Regions from separate parts of the Homo sapiens genome. Here region 2 is linked to region 1. The links are chromatin loops, found by intact Hi-C in ENCODE. Cell type or tissue: heart right ventricle. All regions are shown on one strand.

What was found. Peaks named below come from ENCODE experiments on the same cell type or tissue, not always from the same donor. Only the 100,000 strongest peaks of a DNase experiment are listed, where the experiment ranks them.
Region 2: it touches region 1 in a loop (2.0-fold over the local background); 5 of 110 quality-filtered maps call a loop at or near these places.

The regions. Positions count from the first base shown.
Region 1 is chr2:165,678,512-165,686,511 of GRCh38, forward strand. CSRNP3 (cysteine and serine rich nuclear protein 3) reads left to right here. Exons shown (of 7, transcript NM_001172173.2): 7 at 190-8,000. The coding sequence ends at 1,242. Among named protein-coding and RNA genes, the nearest start is that of GALNT3, 110 kb to the right of the region's middle. In heart right ventricle, no CTCF peak of the experiment used is centred here; a DNase peak (open chromatin) is centred at 3,560; H3K27ac peaks cover 2,070 bases.
Region 2 is chr2:165,452,569-165,460,568 of GRCh38, forward strand. No RefSeq gene overlaps it. Among named protein-coding and RNA genes, the nearest start is that of CSRNP3, 13 kb to the right of the region's middle. In heart right ventricle, no CTCF peak of the experiment used is centred here; a DNase peak (open chromatin) is centred at 3,710.

The DNA.
Region 1 (8,000 bases):
GTTAACTCTTATGTTTTAAGCCCTCACTTTCCCCTTTTCATTTCTATTTGAAGTTTGGTTGTCATTTGCTCTGGCATATGTGGAATTAAGTGGATGGATTACTTAATTCAAAGAAGTTACTGAAAAGTTCTGGGCGTTTATTTGGTTTGTAATAGTTCCATGGTGCTAATCTGTGTTCTTCCTTCCAAGGTGGATCGTATGTCTTTCCCATGCGGCTGCACTAAAGAAGGATGTAGTAACACAGCAGGTAGAATTGAATTTAATCCTATCCGTGTTCGGACTCACTTTTTGCACACAATAATGAAACTTGAACTGGAGAAAAACCGAGAGCAGCAAATCCCCACGCTGAATGGCTGCCACAGTGAGATAAGTGCTCACAGTAGTTCTATGGGCCCTGTCGCTCACTCCGTAGAATATTCAATCGCAGACAGTTTTGAGATTGAAACTGAGCCCCAGGCTGCAGTGCTGCACCTGCAGTCGGCTGAAGAATTAGATTGCCAAGGAGAGGAGGAGGAAGAAGAGGAGGATGGGAGCAGCTTTTGCAGCGGAGTCACAGATTCTAGCACGCAAAGCTTGGCACCTAGTGAGTCAGACGAGGAGGAGGAGGAAGAAGAAGAGGAAGAGGAGGAGGAGGATGACGATGATGACAAAGGAGATGGCTTCGTGGAAGGTTTGGGCACCCATGCCGAAGTTGTCCCTCTTCCTTCAGTTCTTTGTTATTCTGATGGCACCGCCGTTCACGAAAGCCATGCAAAGAATGCTTCTTTTTATGCCAACTCTTCAACTCTGTATTACCAAATAGATAGCCACATTCCAGGAACTCCAAATCAGATCTCTGAGAACTATTCTGAAAGAGACACTGTCAAAAATGGTACCCTTTCGCTGGTGCCTTACACCATGACCCCGGAGCAATTCGTTGACTATGCCCGACAAGCAGAAGAGGCCTATGGTGCCTCCCACTACCCAGCTGCCAACCCCTCTGTAATCGTTTGCTGCTCCTCTTCCGAAAATGATAGCGGTGTGCCCTGCAATAGTTTATATCCTGAACACAGGTCCAATCACCCTCAAGTGGAATTTCACTCATACTTGAAAGGCCCCTCCCAAGAAGGGTTTGTCTCTGCATTGAATGGTGACAGTCACATTTCAGAGCATCCTGCTGAAAATTCTTTGAGCCTTGCAGAAAAGAGCATATTGCATGAAGAGTGCATCAAATCACCCGTGGTTGAGACAGTCCCTGTTTAGTAGCTTAAATTATTCTAGGACCAACTCTTCTCTTATTTAAGGCACTGTATTTAATTGGATTTCCTGGGCTCATCATTGTTTAAACTGAAGACCAAGAAAACTTGGACGGTGGTTAATCTTCCAGACTGTATTTTGTTTTTTCCTTTCTAGCCACATGACTGTGGCATTGCACAAATACAGTCTCTGTAGGGATTTTAAAAGATTTCAGACTGTTTTGATAGAAAAAGCTAAATTTTAAAATGCATATCTCACAGTTGCCTACCTGTCAAACTGTGTGAAACCTGCCAATCTGTGTAGATCAGAGCTCCAAATTTTGGATTATCGGGCCTGTGCAAGATTGTTAACTAAGGCTGGGAAATAATAAGATTTAGAGTCCTAATTTTCAATATATCTGAAGATAATGATGACTTTTTAATGTAAAAGTAATTATTGTAAGAAAAAGATTTAATTGTTCCATGTGTATTTTATTTATGGTAGTTTAGAAGACATGTTTTGATGAAAATGAACAGCCGCATGTTCATTCAAGCTGAAGATGCATAGCTAGTTCCACAGAGCATGCCCACATGGATTGCATCTGGAATCCATTCACATTTTTATGATCATGACTGATCAGATTTGCAAATTCTTAAGGGTGAAATAGGCCTATTTTTGCTATTTTGGACAAATAAATGATTCTATATGTGCAGGTCCTTACACAGTTTTCTCTAAAGTTAAGAGTTAGGACAATCCTCTGGGGAGAGTCTAGTTCACTGCCCTCCCTCAGCTGACTCCAGAGATGGAGGTAGAAGGAATTGCCTTTCTTTTTTAAACAGCATCATCTTGATTCTTAGCTTGGACAGCACCTTTAAGCTCTACCCCCTACATCAAAATGCACTTTAGTGCCCCTTCACGGTACCTCGTGTGGGGTGGGGACTGAGAACTCTTTGAGATGAAAAAATTTAAAAAAAAATTAAAAAGATCTTTAACTATTATAAGGTTCATATAATTAATATAGAGGAATCATCCAATGATACTTATGAAGGGAAAATGACCTATTTTCCTTCACCACTCTGAGGACCTAACTCAGTAAATGCAGAGGAGGCTGAGGAAACATGGAAGAGACACGACCTCAGCAACCAGCCTTTTCTCCAGCGTGATCAATCCATCTCTACAAAATCAGTGTATAATGAGATTTCCACTTAGTGACTAGCTGATTGAAGGGGGGCCTCTACCCAAATACTCAACTAGGCCTTTCTTTTCTGAAGCATTTTGATTTGTCTTGCCTGGGACAACTAGCAGAACAGTCCAGAATGCATTGCATACTTTCTAATTACCTCACATTCTCTTATTAAAGAGAACAGATAGAAATAAAACATGCACTCCCCACCTTTAGATTACCTGCACTTGGTTCGTCGGAGGACTTCTAGGATCCCGTTTCCCTGTAAATTAATTTAGGTAACTAAATAGTGTAATTCTGCCTTTTTTTTTCCAATGCAATATGACTATGCTAAACCTGTTTCATATTTTTGACCTTCTATTGTTATATCACTTCACATGTTTTATAACTATTTGAAATGCGGACATGACTTGCTATTCAGTGACTGCATCGCTACTTATTTTTTATGTCTTTTAGACTTGGGTGTTTAGAATTATGGATATAAATATATTGTAGATCTCAATTTCTAAAAAAAATATTTTATTTAATTGAACTTAAAAATGCTTGATCTAGAGAAAGTCCTCCAGTGGAAAAGTTTCTACTAAACTTTGTTTTGGGGAAAAAATGTTTACTTGGCAGCTCTTCCACTGTGCAGTTGGTTTCTGCCCCTTCTCTTCCCCCCTACATTGGGCCAAATTTATAACTCTTAATATTAACATTAAAAGAGCTTTGGGTTTGTCTTTATGTAGGTTGCAGTAATGAGAGCAGGGTTGTTCCTTTTGAATGATTGGCCCTTTGGGCTAATCAGAATGAGGATTTGTTGAAATCTCAAATATACATATATATATATATATATATATATATATATATATACACACACACACACACATACACATATATATACACATATATGTATGTGTGTGTGTGTGTGTGTGTGTGTGTATATATATATATCCCATGTTGTCTGCAAAGTGACAGTTTTTAGTGCTTAATCTCCAAAATTTTCCCCCTACTGATACAATCTAAAGAGCACAGGCCCAAAGAGAAAATGACAAGAGGCTATTGTTCCTTCATTCAAGCACATGAAAGGATCATGTGTACTGTATTTGCTGGACCATTACAAGCTCTTGAAGGATCTGCTTGTGAAGTACTCTGAGGTTATTCTTGGAACACAGAGTGTGGGAGAGTGGGGAAGAGCCAGCTCCAGCCTGAGCAAAGCTGAAGGGTAGAATGACAGTCCAGTTTCTGAAAAGAGATATTTTAATTTTAGTTCAGCTTTATTTTCCTAAGACGATATGAAGCCTACTTTTTTATTTTTGGCTAGGTCTTTGTTTTCTAGCTTTGTTTCCAAAAGGATGCTTAAGAAAACAGAGTTTTTTTCCCCTATCCATTTATCTAGGGTAGAAAGTCACTGCCCTGTGAGAAGAATTACCCTTCCAATCATGACAGCTTCTATTCCAACTTTTCATATACCTGACTAACCTGTAAACATATCCCACAAACCACATACACAGGCTACCTATTAAAACTCTCCCATATACCTAACACATACACATGCACACACATACAAAATATATACATATCACACACTTAGAGAATGACAGATTTCAGGCAATGGCCAATAGTCAGTATTGAGTTTTTCTAACCCCAGAATCTGGTTGGGCTTTATGATCTAAAAAAATGTGGTTTAGAAAAGAGGATAATTGGTAGAGCTGTAGTTTGAAAATATCAGGTCAAAGTTGCAAACATACTTATGATGGAATCATTTCATTTTTAGTTCCTTTCCCAGAAAAGCTGAGAGAGCACACTGTTCCAGCTGACTTTTTTTTCCATTAATAGCCGTTCTATTCAACAAAGAGCTGCCCACATGCCAGGAAAGTGCTACAGTCCTTCTAAGCTTTTAAAAATGGGGATCAAGCTACATGCAGCCAGTTGGAATACTTAAGATCTTTATGCCAAGACACAATAACCTGACCTGCAGCTGTTGTATTGCCTCCATAGTATATCTAGCCAAACTGTAGTCTTTGACACACAACTTTTTAGTCATTCACTATCAATTGCAAAGCTTCATGCTCCAGCCCTGGCTATTCTAGTACCAGTCCTATACCTTTAAATGGGACTTAATTCCCAGTTATAATCCTGGCCGAATTGATTTGAAAGTCAAGTGGCTGAAGCAGCTTGCATCTCCTTTGTCATTCCCAATTTCCTTTGGGAGAAGTCAATGAAAGAGATTTACTTAAGTTTTTCCTCCTTATCTCTTGATCATTAATTATTAAGACATGGGTAAAATTCATTTGTCTCATGTCTTTTGGTTGATTGAATAATATAGTTACTTTTTGAAAGCCCATCATTTCTTTGTGATAAAACCATTTTCTCAATGTGACAGCCACATGTAAAATGTGAAACTAATGTTTCTTAGTATGTTTAAAATCTTCACAATCATATATGGCCCTGCAATACTCCCTGAATTCCTTCCCTCCAAAAAAAAACTATGAGTTGCAAAAACACTAGTTACGAATTAATCAAGAAGCAAAGAGAGTATGTTAAGTGGCTATGTTCTTTAAAATTTTACATTCTAATAGATGACTTCTAGGCAAAATTTTGGTATGATTACCATTAAACAGGAAAACATACCATGATTTACTTTCTATAACTTGCTAATCACTGTTTCTTTTATTTCAATTTTTGATATTGTTGCACAAGTTTATGACTCTTTGGTCTTTATATTCAAAATTTATTAAGTATCAATTCTTTCTTTCAACAAATATGTACTGAACACATGCTGTGTTAGAACAACTGTCTTGGGTAGTAAAAAGAGGGGAACACTACAAATTATAATGGATAATATTAATGAAGGGTGGCATGAAATAATCAAGCTTTCTCAAATCCTCTTAATATGTGATTTTATCAAGTGACATTAGAAAAACTGACATCAGTTCTTGTCTAATTATATGTGAGCTGCAACTAAAAGATGCTTCCTTTACCTAAATTATAGAACTCACTGGATCGCCCTTCATCTCTCTCCCTCCATCTGAAATGTATGAATTAAATCAGGACTCAGCTAGGACTGAATCAAATGAAAAAGAAATTTTCGATTAATTGCTTCTTCAATGTTAGACCTATATAAGTGATGCTAAATTTACACCAGCAAACTCCTATCAGACAGTTTCAAGGAGGATTTGACTCATGCATAACCCAGGAAACATTTCAGGAAACTTTTAAGACAACAGTGTGGAACACAATCACTCTTACTTCTATTTATAAAAAGCCTATCAAAACAGCAAAATCCTGTTGCAAATTCCAAAGACATCACTTTGCAGCAGGTGGAAAACAGAGAGGTTGTTAGACTCCATCACTTTCAGCTGGAGTTACAAACCATCAAATTAGCAGGTGGAAAATTTATATTCTCAGAAGCCAACAGGAGACTGCCTTTTTAAAAGGTGTCATGAAGCCTTCTATTTCTCCAAACAACTCAATATTTCTCTTTAAAATGGCATCTCTGTTCCTTATTCTCTTGATGACAGTTTGCAGTGCCATTATAGCCAGTGTATTAAATACCAGGCTTTAATGGGAAGCACCTTTGTGCTTTCAAAGGCAAGACTTGTCTGTAATTTTAAATTAGAACTGTTGGTTGTATTCTTACCACAACCAAAACCCAAAGTTTAAAGGCTTGATTACTCTATATTAGGTCTAATATGAATTTTCACCTTCTGATTGCATTACTTTTTCTGAAATCTGCTAACTAGTGCTGGAATAACAAAAATGCCTAAGCCAAAATGCTGTAGCTCTGCACCAACAGCACAGCTCATCAGATGTTTTCTATAGTAGTAAAGAATTTGATTGACTTAATTGAATATCAGCAATTTTAATACCCACTAGAATTATGGAAGTATCAGAGTGGAAGTGAGGACGCAATAAAAGCTTAATAAGTGGTGGTGTCTTCTAGGAATTATGAAAAAAAAAGCTCAGCAGAGCTAAGCCAGATCTTATTACATCATAAAGACTAGAGTTACAAATGGCAGCCCCAAACCTAGAAGGGGCAGTTACAATGTGGACACCCTTTCAGCCCAGTTGGTGCTCACATCTGCTGACCAACATTCATATCAATTACATTTTTACAGTCTGTAAGTCATTTGATGCTTTAGAAAATAAAAACACACACCTACAGCATTCTAAAGAAACTATTTTGTTAAAAAATTTAAACACATTTTATATTAAAATAAGTGATCAATGACTTTCATGATTGTCAAAAGTAAAAAGTGCAGACATTTAAAAAAGCTCTTCTTTCACATTTTACCTACCAAATCTAGATATTCAACGTGAGTCCTTAAAACAGTCACTTCTAAATTTTATTTTGACTCCTTTCTTGGCTTTTTCAAACTGGACCATGAGACCCCCTTCCTAAACAATGCAGTTGTTTTGTTTTATTCTTTTTTTCCAGAAATTCAAGCTGAAACATTTGATATGACCTGTGTTTTACCTGGTGATCAGTTCTCAGGCTAGTCTAAGTCTGTGCTGTCTTGGCATGCCTTGGGTTTCCTATCCTGAGAGTGGTAATGCCAGTAGAATGATGGGAACCAGGAGAGTGAATACGACCAGATTCAAAGCCTAAAACAATATGTTTCAGTTTACTTTTATATGTAGATTTTTTAAATATTCACATCTAGCCTGGAATTTTAGTAAATACAGATACTTGTTGTATCCATGGGAAATGAGGTCATTTCAAAGATGTAAGTCACGTTGGTGACTACTTTCTTTTACTTGTGATAAATATATCACTATACAGGGTAATTGCTTTTATAAATTTGATCCTTTGCATTGGCTTATAATTCAAGAAATGTCAACTTCACTGTGTCACTTTATGTCATCTCTCATAAAAGTTTCTGGCAGGACTAAAGTTTCAAAGGAATGTGATAGAATTTATTTTGGATAACATTTGTATTCAGCATGCTAATGATGTAACTCCTCTCTTTATCATTACCACGGTGATAGTTAAGTTCATTCGTTAACTCATTTTAGTGACATGTGAGGCCATTTAAATATTTTTAAGATAATGTATATTGATTAGAAAGGGTTAGAAGGAGACAAATTTATGGTAGAAATTAGCCTTGCCATTGTCTAAGTTAATTTATGTGACCTGATTGAACAGTTTTAGTTGTAACTTTAGAGTAGCTTCTTTGTTAGAGGATCTCTTTCCTTTCTCTTTTGGTTTTCTCCCAATATTTTTATCTGTCTTGGGATTATCTTAAAAGGTATTTATTAATGAGTATTTGGAAGAAAATTGACCTAGAAAATGTCTCTTTTAAATTTATCTAGGTACTTGTATCACCAGAGACCTTCATCAAGTCCTACTGCCACACTGGATAAGGCCACTACCCCCGACCCTTCTTGTCAGGGACATGGCTTCCTAATAATGGTTTTGCTGTTGTCTCTACATAGGGGACCTATGGAAAAGGAGTTTGAAATTTCTACCTTTGTAGTACATTGTATCCAATTTTGTTTTGCTCCTCCTTTTCATGTGGTCACCAAGCTTTTTTCCTTAGCCATTAAAAAAGCCACCCCTCTTTAAAACAAATTTAAAGATCTATATACATTTTTGCAACTTTATTTAATAAAAAAGAGA
Region 2 (8,000 bases), 230 kb before region 1:
TCAGTGCTCAGCATTTCTGCTTTTACCTTGGGCACTGTGCACATTGTGGCACCCAAGCTGTTGTACTATTTTAAGCTTTACTTGCTCAAACTGCTTTGCTGTTCACTACTGCTGCAACATCAAGACCTAAAAATTTTAAAGAGAGGTCAACACAACCACATTGTTCCTTTATTCGGTGTTGTTTATGGAGTGTTTAATATGCACCAGTTACTACTTTTGTGATGAAATGCTCATTTCTATTATTAAAGTCTTACTATTAAGTGTATTTATTCTCACTTCTGGAAGAAGAAAATCTTTTTTCATACTATAGTATTATATATTATATTTAATATATACCCTAAAATAAATTTTCTGCTCATTGCATCAGGCATGAAACAAACCATTACCACATGCTAACAATATTTCTACAGTGGAGGTGATACCAAGGACAGTAGCGGCAGAGGGAAAGGAGACCCTGAAGCTCAGTGTTTCTGAAAGAAAGGGGAAAGGCTTCAGAGTCCTATCTGAATTTCTGCAGCTAAGTGGAATTTTGCCAAGCTTTTCAGTGTAAAGGACTAGAAGAAAGAAAATGTATGAACACACGGGAGTGAGAGAGCATCACGTAATTACAAAGTAATAATGAGTTTAGAATTTCAGAAAACAAAGTTGTGGCAGGTGATAAGGCAGGGAAGGCATGCAGCTTTTGAGACATCCAGAGGGAAGTGCCTAGTTTGGCAATTTTTGAAAAGCAATCTAATTTCACAGAGGTAGATCAGATGACCCATCATAACCAACAGAGGAACCAGTCTGGGTTAAGTCATGTGACTATTTCTTAAGAATGGAAAGTTATTTGACTTTCATGTGAGAAATTACACAAAAATATTGTGATTGATATTGTTTAAGGGGAACGCACGTTGTTGAGACCATTCAAACTATTTTTATGGAAATTAGTAGTCAGGAAAAACACACAAAAAAGGAGATAATCAATATGTATGTACAGAGATTTGGCTCCAGATAAACACCCATATGATAACATCAGGTCTACTCAGCACATTAGTGAAATTTGGCAAGATTAATGATTTTCTTAGCAACCTCCCCAGGAAATGAAGTTTGGCTGATGCAGTGCCATCTTAGGAAAGGCCAGATCTGCATATTATTAACATTTGTGTTGGTGGGTTCCCAAAAGTGGGTGTAGTTTGACCCAAAATGAGTGTTAGAATAAAAACCCCACTTGCTATAAGAGTGTGAAACCATCTGAGGGAAGCCAAAAATTAGACATTTCTTCAAGCACAAATGGCTGGTGTCAAAACTAGTTGCAACAGTGCTATGTTCAGCAGCTGCGCCTGCACGGTAACTAGGGAGCTATCTGGCTATGAATGTTTGTTTCACACATCAGAATTTAAGGGAGAGGGTAGAATACACTGGGCAACACCTCATGAAAATAAGGTGGGGTTTTCTTTCTCTCTCCATAACTTGAGTCTGAAGACTTAAAACGGGAGCAAACCATGATATAATCGTGTTTTCATCTTTGGAAAAACACGTATTTTTCTATCCTACCAATGACATTTTAAAAAGAAACATGCCTATTTCGTCATTGCCCATTCCTACTTCATAGCTATCTTAGATTTCCTTTTTAAGCCATCTTTCCTAGAGACCAAGATTGGCCCAAGACCAATTTGTTTACTCTGTGCCAAAAAGTTATTTCTCATTTCTCGGGCCCAATTATCTAGAAAGCTTATAAAATGTCTACCTTGGAAAGCCCAAGAAATAAAAATTTTAAAAATAAAGTTTCTCAGAGGAACTCACAGAATGTTCAATCCAAGATTCTTTTCTGGTTGGAGAAGGGTGCACAGATAGGAATCATAAAAAAGAAAAATGAGGAGCATTGTCTGCTTTGCAACCCTAGGTGTATTTATTTTGTCAGTTCCCTCTTGGTGTGAGCCTGGTGTATTAAAAGGAAGAGATCTAGAGGCGAGGATCTCCTACAGCCTTCTTACACAACACCACCACAGTTATTTGGGTAACTTTAAGGAAAGGTCTAGAAGTTAGAGGCAGACCAAGGACTCCTTTTGCAGCTGCTTGAGCCAGATGAGTATGTCAAAAGCAAAGAGGACCAACAGGTGAGTCTGGGCTCCATATAAGGTGGAAGTCCAGGAGACTGGTAACCACTGAAGACTTAGCTTATTTATATGCCCAGCTATCAGACGAGGCATAGAATTGCTAACCTTCCTTTATGATTCCTATTCTCTTCCCTCATTATTGAGTGTTGTCTATCTGTAGGTATTTTCAAGTGACCTGGGCTCAAGTTAGACTTTGTAGAAATATTGAATAAGATTTATTTATCCTTTAACAGTTTGGAAATATCTCATATAGATAAACTTGCCATCCAGGCTCAAAGAAAAACCCAAGGCTTTTGCAAGCCAGGTAAAGACAACTTTGCTTTTGAGGCAAAAATCAGCTAAAACTAAATCATACAGAAACCCTAACAAAGCATGAGAGGAAAAATTTACCTTGGCAAAATTTTTATTTTCCCAGGTATAAATGCTTACCTATGCAATTGTGTACTTGGACCTGTAGATAAATACCCCACAACTCTGAAGGTCTGAAAGTGGAAACATAAGAGAGAGCTCTTGAACATCTCTTTCTGGGGCCAAAGCTGTGTTGCCAAAGAGAAAAAAAAAAACTTACAGGAAAATTATAGCGTTTGCATTTGATAGAATAGGAAAGAAGACAAAAAAAAAAGTAAGTGCCATATTACATCCATATTGCATGTGAAATATTTTAAAATACATAATTCTTTTCAACATGCTAAAAGGGATATTATCTAAAAGAATTTAATACACATATATTGTATTTTATGTATATGAACTGCCTATGAAAATAGTATATCTTCTTAGCAGCAGTTTCAGAAACTAAACTTAAATTATATATTGAAAAGCTGCAAATAAAATTAAAACATTTCAGAACTTTTAGTAGTTGCAGGAATTACTACCAGATCTAATTCCTAAATTTATCAATGTATTTTTTATAATAAATAGATTTTCATACATTTAGCAGTATTTTATTGTGTAAAAGACAGATTTGAGTTCAAACCTTGACTTTTTCTCATAAAAAATGGAGGTGCTAGTAAAAAATGAAGACATTTTACTGTTAAAGTAAAATTCTATAAATACTATAGGTAGATAGGTAGCTAAGTTCCTGGCAGAAACTTGGTATGCAATACAAGGAACTTATTGCTAGTACTAAACTTAGCATATAGTATGAAGGATTAGGGCATTGAGAAATGAATACAATTTCATTACTATCATCAGCATAAAATATAGGGTAACAGGCTTAAAATCTTGTCTTCTTGATGGGAAAAGGATAATATCATTTAACATATTAACAGCAATATTTATTATTATTATCATATCTTTTATATCTGTTTTGGTTATAAAATTATTTCTCATATTGTCTCTTAAGATCAAACTATTTTTCATATTGTCTCTTAAGATCATTTGCCTCTTGAGCCAAACTCTCAGTTCCAGACACAATGCAGTAGCTTGCAGCAGATGATGTATCTATCTCCTGAGAATAACCAGGAAGAAACAGTTTTTAAAAATTTCTTTTTTATTTTTTTTAGTTCTGAGGAAATTGGAGAGCTGTCAAGGCAGCCAGGACTTGTGGAACCAGATCCTGGAGAAAAGAGGAGACTGAATTGAGCTGCAATTGAGTTCAGCCCAACTTTCTATGCACCACTTCTCCCCTTGGGACATCTGCTGACTCTCAGCACAGGACAAGGATCTGGAAAGCCTGGCAGGAAACAGTTCTTAATCCACAAACCAAAGTTGCCAGAAAGAGATTTTAAAACCACGGTGACTAAGATGTACCTTAAAATAGATGAAAAGATAAAGAATTTTAATATAAAATTGCAACCTATAAAAGAAAAGCAAATAAAAATTTTAGAATTAAAAAAGCATACTAAGTTTGAAAACTCAATAAATGAGTTTAGTAACAGACTGGATATAGCTAAACAGAGAATTAATAGGGTGGAAGAAAAGTTAGAAGAAAATATCCAAACTAAAGTAAAGGGAAAAAATGATGGAAGATATACATAAGCAGAGAGTCAATACATATGACATAGTGAAATGGTCTAACATATACGAAACTGAAGCATCAAAAGTGGAAGACAGAAAATGAGAAGAGAGAGAATATTCAAAGACAAAGAACTTTCCAAAGCTGATGAAAGAAACCAAAGATTTGAGGAGCACTACAATCCCAAACAAGATAAATAGCACAAATTAATAAATAAAAAATAAATCACAGTAAAACTGCTTAAAATGAAAAATTAAGAATACTGAAAGAAAGGATACTAAATTTATCATCAGATGACCTGCACCCATAGAAATATCAAAGAAATTTCTTTAGGCAACAGGAAAATGATTTCATGCAATAACATAAAACTGAAAAAAGAACAATACAAATTATAAATATGTGCCTACACTAAATGGATATACACTGTTTAAAAAATAGTAAATTCCTATGAGGTTTAAATGTATGAAAAACTAAAATTAAAATCCATCACAACAGTAGGACAAAAAACTTAGAAAAAGATAAGTAATTCTTACATTTTTGGGAAAAGGATAAAAGTACTTATTTATATTAAACTTTAATAAATGTTGGCTGTAGACTAATCACTATTTAAGTGGTAAAAGAATGTGTAAAGGAGAAAATGGAATAATAAAAATGCTTGAGCCAGGCACAGTGGCTCATACCTATAATTCCAGCAATTTGGGAGGCCAAGGTGGGAGGATCACTGGAGCCCAGGAGTTCAAGATCTGCCTGGACAACATGACAAAACCCCATCTCCACAAAAAATACAAAAATTAGTTGGACATAGTGGTGCACGCCTGTAGTTCCAGTTACTCAGGAGGCTGAAGTGGGAGGATCATTTGAGCCCCAGCGGCAGAGGCTGCAGTGAGTTGAGATTGCAACACTGCACTCTAGGCTGGATGACAGAAAACATTTTTGTAATGTTTTATTTTTTTTTCCTGCCTCGGAAAAAAAAAAAAAAAAGCAAAACAACAAACACAAAAAAACAAAGGAAACAAAATATATCCTCCATCCAGTCTAATTAAAATCCTAGCATATATTTTACCTTTTTCAGGAAAACATCCACAACATACTCTGTTGTCAAGTTTGTGATGAAACAAATACCCTCAAACATGGTTGCTGGTGGTCATACGAAAGCACAGAACCTCGTAAATAAGGAATTAGTAAATTCCAACAAAATTGAGTATGCATATACTCTTTAGCCTATCGTATCTCATTCTTTCAAAAGTGGCGAAGAAAGGGAAAAATAAGATTTATTCTCTTTCCCCTATGAATTATTAACTCAGAATAAACAAAAAATGAACAAAGTTTCTCAATTTGCTATTAAATGTACAAGGAATAATAAGATTTGGTTATCATTAATTTTCAGCTTCAGATAAAATTATAGATGTGTTATGATTATGAATACCTAACATCATAAAAAGAAAATCAACCCAAACTTGTACTAACACTACATACACAATCTAGGAATAAAGTGTGAAGGTAACCAAACATCTAGATTTAAGTACCAGAGGAACATATTAAATAACACATTGGGAAAGCAATCAGCAAAATTGAGACCACGGAAAACTCTACAGAGTAAAGGCTATGGCTTCATCAACAAATAAATTACAGCAGGAGAGAAAGAGAGAGAGAAAGGGAGGTGGGTCAGGGCAACCTGTAGGTTAAAAGAGACCATTTGCAGTGTGCTATGTATGAATGGACTTTCTTTGGATGCTGATTTCAACAAAAATCTAGAAAACACTCATGAGACATTTGGAGAAATGTGAACACCAACTGTGTATTTTTTATATGGAATAAAGGTATTTTTAGAAGTTTCCTTGTCTTTTAGATAATTTTTAAAATTTTTTTCAGATTCAGGGGTATGTTTTTAGGCTTGTTATAAGGGTGTGTTGCATAATGCTGGAGTTTGGCTTCTATTGAACCCATTACCTGAATAGTGAAAATAGTGCCCTACCCAATATGTATTTTTTCAACCCCTTGCCCCTCTCCCTTTCTCCCCACTTTTGGAGTTCCCTGTATTTATTGATTCCATCTTAGTGCCCATATGTACCCATTGTTTAGTGCCCACTTTTAAATGAGAACATGTGGTAGTTGATTTTCTGTTTCCACATCAATTCACTTTAATTCACTTAGGATAATGGCCTCCAGCTGCATCCATGTTGCTGCAAAGGACATGATTTCATTCTTATTTATGGCTGCATAGTATTCCATGATGTATATCTACTGCATCTTCTTTATCCAATTTATGGTTGATGGGCACTTAGGTTAATTCCATGACTTTGCCATTGTGAATAGTGCTGCAATAAACATATGAGTATAGCTGTCTTTTTGATAGGACAATTTCTTTTCCTTTGGGTATATAGCCAGTAGTGGGATTGCTGGGTCAAATGGCAGTTCAATTCCAATTCTTTGAGAAATCTACATACTGTTTTTTTATAGGGATTGAACTAATTTACATTCCCACCAACAGTGTATAAGCATTCCCTTTTGTCTGCATCCTCACGAACATCTATTATTTTTTTACTTTTTAATAATAGCCATTCTGACTGGTGTGAGATAGTATCTCATTGTGGTTTTAGTGTGCATTTCTCTGAAGATTAGTGATAAGCATTTTCTCATGTTGGCCACTTGTATATCTTCTTTTAAGAAGTGTCTGTTTATGTCCTTTGCCCACTTTTTAGTGAGTTTTTTTCTTATTGATTTAAGTTCTTTATAGATTCTAGATAGTAGTCCTTTGTCAGATGCATAGTTTGAAAATATCTTCTCCCATTATGTAGGTTGTTTGTTTAATCTGTTGATTTTTTTTTTTTTTTTGCTATGCAGAATATCTTAAGTAAGTCTCAATTGTCAATTTTTGTTTTTGATGCATTTGCTTCTAAGGGCTTAGTCATAAATTTTTTGCCAAAATTCTTGCCCAAATTCTGGGCATTTCCAATGTCCAGAAGAGGTTTACTTCTAGAATTTTTTTTAACAGTCTGAGGCCTTAATTTAAGTCTTTAATCCATCTTGTTAATTTTTGTTTATGGTGAGAGGTAGAGGTACAGTTTCATTCTTCTGCATATGGCTAGCCAGCTTTCCCAGCACAATTTATTGAGTGGGGTGTCCTTTCCCCATTGTTTCTTTTTGTCAACTTTGTTGAAGATCAGTTGATTGTAGATGTGCAGCTTTATTTCTGTGTTCTCTATTCTGTTACATTGATCTCTGTGTCTATTTTTGTACTAGTACCATGCTGATTTGGTTACTACAGCCTTGTAGTATCGTTTAAAGTCAGGCAATGTAATACCTCTGGTTTTGTTCTTTTTGCTTAGGATTGCTTTGGCTATTTGGGCTTTTTCGTGGCTCCATGTGAATTTTAGAATACTTTTTTGTAACTCTGTGAAAGATGACATTGGTAATTTGATAGGAATTCCATTGAATCTGTAGATTGCTTTGGGCAGAACAGTCATTTTAATGACATTGATTCTTCTAATCTATGAATATGGAGTGTTTTTCCATTTGTTTGTGTTATCTATGATTTCTTTTATCAGTTATTTTTTCTGGTTCTTTTAAATAATGAATATTTATGGGTAAAATAATATGAAGCCCATAGTGTGCTTTAATATAATGGGGTAGAAGTGGATAGGGTCTGAAGGAAACAACAACAATCATGGGTTATTACTGAAACTTGGTGAAGTACACATGGAAATTATTGTATCTATTCTTTCTAAATTTGTATTTGTTTAAAATTATCATTAATAAACAGTTAAAATGTAATGTCCTTTACCTTATAAAAATACATATTTCTGAGACAGAAACTTCATGATTTTTATTTCGCGGGTGTGAGGTAAGAACCAGGAGTTTGATTTTAGCTGGGGTCCCAAATGTTTCTCATGTACATTATAAAAAATATATAGTTTTATGACTCTCCAGCACTTTAATTATAACAT